Linked DNA regions of Homo sapiens: region 2 is linked to region 1. Evidence: read pairs that join two places in POLR2A ChIA-PET (ENCODE). Cell type or tissue: GM12878. All regions are shown on one strand.

What was found. Peaks named below come from ENCODE experiments on the same cell type or tissue, not always from the same donor. Only the 100,000 strongest peaks of a DNase experiment are listed, where the experiment ranks them.
Region 2: POLR2A ChIA-PET joins it to region 1 with 5 read pairs; 3 of 35 experiments call an interaction of 5 or more read pairs at or near these places.

The regions. Positions count from the first base shown.
Region 1 is chr3:195,128,331-195,130,830 of GRCh38, forward strand. The region is part of intron 3 of XXYLT1 (xyloside xylosyltransferase 1); the gene reads right to left. Among named protein-coding and RNA genes, the nearest start is that of MIR3137, 5.0 kb to the right of the region's middle. RefSeq lists enhancers at 1,167-1,546, 1,687-1,996. In GM12878, no CTCF peak of the experiment used is centred here; a DNase peak (open chromatin) is centred at 1,451; H3K4me3 peaks cover 1,988 bases; H3K27ac peaks cover 2,500 bases.
Region 2 is chr3:195,509,974-195,512,473 of GRCh38, forward strand. No RefSeq gene overlaps it. Among named protein-coding and RNA genes, the nearest start is that of PPP1R2, 32 kb to the right of the region's middle. In GM12878, no CTCF peak of the experiment used is centred here; no DNase peak of the experiment used is centred here.

The DNA.
Region 1 (2,500 bases):
CGCATTCATCCTCCTTTCCAGCTGCCCCCCTTAAATCTCATCTCAGCCCCAGGTATTCATGTTTTCACTCCTCTCCAATCTAATCTCCACCATGCAACCAATGTCAACATCCTAAAATGAAAATGAAACCAGACCTCCCCATCCTCACCAGGATAAAGCACAAATGCCTTTGCATGGTTTATGAGGCCCTCTGTGTCTGACTCCTTGGACCAGCACTCTTACCTGCACACCCCGGGCTCCTGGACTAAACTCTCATAGCTCCCTAAACTACCCTGAGCCACTGCTCCTGTAGCTCCCTGGACCTAAAATGTCCTTTCTTCCTGACCAACTCCTGCTTTCCTTCCAATATGTCACCTCTTCCTGATGCCTTCCCTGATTACCTCTAATTGGGCCTCTCCTATGTGTTTAGAGCCCCTCATCACAATACTTATCTGTTACTTGCTTACTTGAATGTCTCCCCCCTTGTATAAGCTCCTTGAAGGTGGAGACTTTTATTTCTGTCTCTTCAAATCTTAAAACACTGGTACACAATAAATATTTGCTGTGCAAGAATGACTGGCTGACTGAATAAATGAAAGCATGCGCCAACACTGGAAGATTAGTAGAACCGTCTTGTCCCAGTGGCCAAGAAAAACATCCCCATGCGAGACGAGTCATTTTCATTCTCTTGGAAAGTAAAAAGGCAACTAAATCATTAAAATGAAATAAAAATTTTCATCTTTTAAAAAATGACTTTATACAGATCTGTCAGTACTTAATGCTTGTTCTACCCTGGAAAAAATATTGTGTGGGGGGAAGGTCGCGGCTAACATAGAGAGGGACAGCAGAGTTTAGCGTGAACACTGAAGTCTGCACTTATACGGCAGCCATTTACAACCTCCTGCCCTCTCTCTCTCTCTTTTTTTGGTAACAGCTTTCTTGACACATAATTTAAATTCCATACAATTCACCCATTTAACATGTACAATTCAGTGGATTTTAGTATGCTCACAGAGTTGTGTAACTATGACACAATTTTAGAATATTTTCATCACCTCAAAAAGAAATCTCGTACCCTTTAGCTATCGCTCCCCCAAAACTCCTGGACCACCTGCCCCAGCCCCAAGCAACCATTTTTGCCTCTTCTGGATATTTCATCTCAATGGACGCATATAGTGCGGTCTTCTGTGACGGGCTTCTTTCACTCGTCTTAATGCTTTCAAGGTGCATCGTGCTGCGGCATGTATCAATTCTTCATTCCCTCTATGGCCAAATAACATTTCATCATATTTTGCTTTTCCATTCATCAGTTGATAGACATTTGGTGATTTCCACCTTTTGGCTATTATGAATAATGCTGATATGAATGTTCATTTGCATGTTAGTGTGCGGGCGTATGTTTTCAGTTCTCTCGGGCATTTGGTGATTTCCACCGTTTGGCTATTATGACTCATGCTGATACGAACGTCCATTTGCATGTTAGTGTGTGGGCGCATGTTTTCAGTTCTCTCGGGTCTCTGTACACCTATCTAGGAGTGGAACGGCTGGTCAGGGTCACTAAGTTTGTGAACAGCCAGACTGTTCTTCAGAGCAGCTGTACCACTTCATATTCCCACCACCAGTGAGTGCGGGTTCCCATGCCTCCAACTCCTCACCAGCACCTGTTATTGTCCTGCCTTTCTTTTTTTATTATAGCTGACCAGTGGATATGAACTGGTGTCTCACTGTAGCTTTGCTTTACACTCTGCCTGATGACTAACGATGTTGAGCATCTTTTTGTGTGCTTTTTAGCCATTTGAATGTCTCTCCTGCCATTCTGCCAGTCTCAGCAAATACTCAGTGCAAGCTACTCAGTTGCCAGGATTTCCTGGTAGATCTGTGGTCCCTCTCTGAGGACCCTCAGGTACAGCCCCAGCATGCCCACCAACAGGTAGGAGCTGCCCATTAGCACCTTTAGAGATGACTCTGGAGCTGGCTTTGAAGTGACAATGATCACACTCAGTAGACAGGGACTATCTGAATGCAGCCTGCTGTCTTCTAGAAACTGCTAGGCAGGTCTGGGCTTAGAGGGGAAAGGCAGAGATGAGTGAAGATGGGGTGGACCCTGCTGGTCCTCAAGGACTTTATAACCTTTAGCTGTGGAGACACCAGGTAAGATTAAATAAATGCTTTAACCAAGTCATTAGCAGAATGCTTCAGAAATGGAGGAAAGAGGAGAGGTGATTCCTACTTACGGGTGAAGTGTAGATCAGGGAAAGGGTTCATGCCAGTAGCTATGCTAGAGCTCAGCTTACAAAGGAAGTAAGTTTCCACAGCCAGAGTTGGGGAAGGACATGCTATGCTAAGAAATCAGCCTGAGCAAAGCACTGGAGGCGAGAGGAGGGGAACGGAGGCAACAGGCAATCTGGAGGGGCTGGGCTCAAGTCAGCACCTTCAAGAATCTGAACAAATGTACCCATGGCCATACACAACAAAACGTGCATACAATTTCAGGGTGCAGGGAGAAGGGAGAGGAGGGCAG
Region 2 (2,500 bases), 380 kb after region 1:
AGCACTCTGGGAGGCCGAGGCAGGCAGATTGCCTGAGCTCAGGAGTTTGAGACCAGTCTGACTAACATGGTGAAACCCCGTCCCTACTAAAAAATACAAAAAAATTAGCCAGGCGTGGTGGCTTGCACTGTAATTCCAGCTACTTGGGAGGCTGAAGCAGGGGAATTCCTTGAACCAGGGAGGTAGAGGTTGCAGTGAGCCGAGATCCTGCCACTGCACTCCAGCTGGGCAACAGAGCAAGATTCTGTCTCAGGAAAAAAAAAAAAAGAACAGTTTGGAGGAAAAAAACTCAGTTTCGAACATGATGTTTATGATATACATAAGACATGTAAGACATGTAAGCAATAGACATCGTGATTCTTCTGTTCTACCTCTTTTATATATATTTTGCTTTTTGTCACAGTGATTATATATCTTTGTTCTAAGAACCACTTTTTATTTACCTTTTCAATGTGCATTCATTCCCCAGCAAAATTCCTGAGCACATACTTGGTGCTTAATAAAGGTTTAATAATGTTCTAAAAAACAAACATCTTTTCCTCTCAGCTTTATCAGTGTGTCCTCACTGAGTCCAGAAAATTTCAGACTCTAGGTCTACAGAACAATGCTTGAAGCTTAGAGTAATAGAGAATATTATTCTGGGTTCAATTTACTTAGTAATCTGTTCAATTCCACCCCATCTCCCAGGACTGTTTTTAAGAGTCCTAGATTGGATTACATACTTTGTGATTTACCATGAAAAACTAACTCTCAAAAGCTGGGCATAGGGCCGGGTGCGGTGGCTCACGCCTGTAATCCCAGCACTTTGGGAGGCCAAGGCAGGCGGATCACAAGGTCAGGAGATCAAGACCATCCTGGCTAACACAGTGAAACCCCGTCTCTACTAAAAATACAAAAAAAAAAAAAAAAAAAAAAAAATTAGCCAGGTGTGGTGGCAGGCGCCTGTAGTCCCAGCTACTCAGGAGGCTGAGGCAGGAGAATGGCGTGAAACTGGGAGGTGGAGCTTGCAGTGAGCCAAGATCACACCACTGCACTCCAGCCTGGGCAACAGAGCAAGGCTTCATCTCAAAAAAAAAAAAAAAAAAAAAAAAAAGCTGGGCATTGGCCGGGCACAGTGGTTCATGCCTGTAATCCCAGCACTTTGGGAGGTGGATCACTTGAGGCCAGAAGTTCAAGACCAGCCTGGCCAACATGGCAAAACGCCATCTCTACTAAAAATACAAAAATTAGCTGGGCAGTGGTGCGTGCCTGTAGTCCCAGCTACGCGGGAGGCTTGAGGTGGGAGGATCACTTGAACCTGGGAGGCAGAGGTTGCAGTGAGCTGAAATCACACCATTGTGCTCTAGCCTGGGCGACAGAGCGAGACTCTGTTCTCCAAAAAAAAAAAAAAAAAAAAAAAAAAAATGCTGGGTATAGCTGTGTGTACTTGTAGTCCCAGCTCCTGGGGAGGCTTGAGGTGGGAGGATCCCTTGAAACCAGGAGTTGAGTCCAGCCTGGGCAATAGAGTGAGCCTCTGTCTCTAAAATACACACAAAGACTCAGACACTCCTACTTGGGGAAGCAGGGACCAGTTTGCTTTTCAAAGTTAGCAGTGAACCAAAGCACATTTCCTAAGACAGTTTCAAGCTAAAGCAAGACTTCCATATTGTGGTTTTGACCCAGCCCTTCCTTCCCCAGCCCCTTGTCCCCCAGTAAATCAACTTAGGGATTATTAAAACAGCAGCAGAAGCTTAAATGGCAACAATCCACAAATCTGCTTCAACTTCTGAAATCCAACATTTGTACCAGGCTTTTGTGTTAAAAATCATCTGACATTTCTGATTTTTGTGAGAACTGTCTTGCTTAGGAAAAATTTTGAGGTAGGTGACTAGAGACATTGTATTAGTCTGTTCTCACACTGCTATAAAGAACTACCTGAGACTGGGTTATTTATTTAAAAAAGAGGTTGAATTAATTCACAGTTCCACAGGCTTAACAAGAAGCATGACTGGGAGGCCTCAGGAAACCTACAATCATGGTGGAAGGCAAAGGGGAAGTAGGGACATCTTCACATGTGGCAGGAGAGAGAGAGAAAAGGAGTAAGTGCTACACACTTTTAAACAACTAACTCTCCTGAGAACTCACTCCTCATCACAAGAACAACAAGGGGGAAATCTACCCCCATGATCCAATCACCTCCTATTGGGTCCCTCCCCAACAATGGGGATTACAATTCAATGTGAGGTTTGGGTGGGGACACAGAGCCAAACCAAACATATCGGAGATCTTCATTTGGTACGAAGAAAATCCACATAAAACTCTGATAAATGGCAGTGGCTTGCTAGCCCAGCCTTCTCAGTCTCACCTACCAGAAAGGCCTCCTGAGAATGGCTGCAGAGGGTGAATGTCTTCTTACTCCTTCCTTGTTCTTGCAAAGCAGCGCTCCCTCTCTGCTCTGCACACCTAAGCTTGAAACTCTTTAAAGGCAGGGAAATAATCTTATGTGTGTATTTCCCAATTT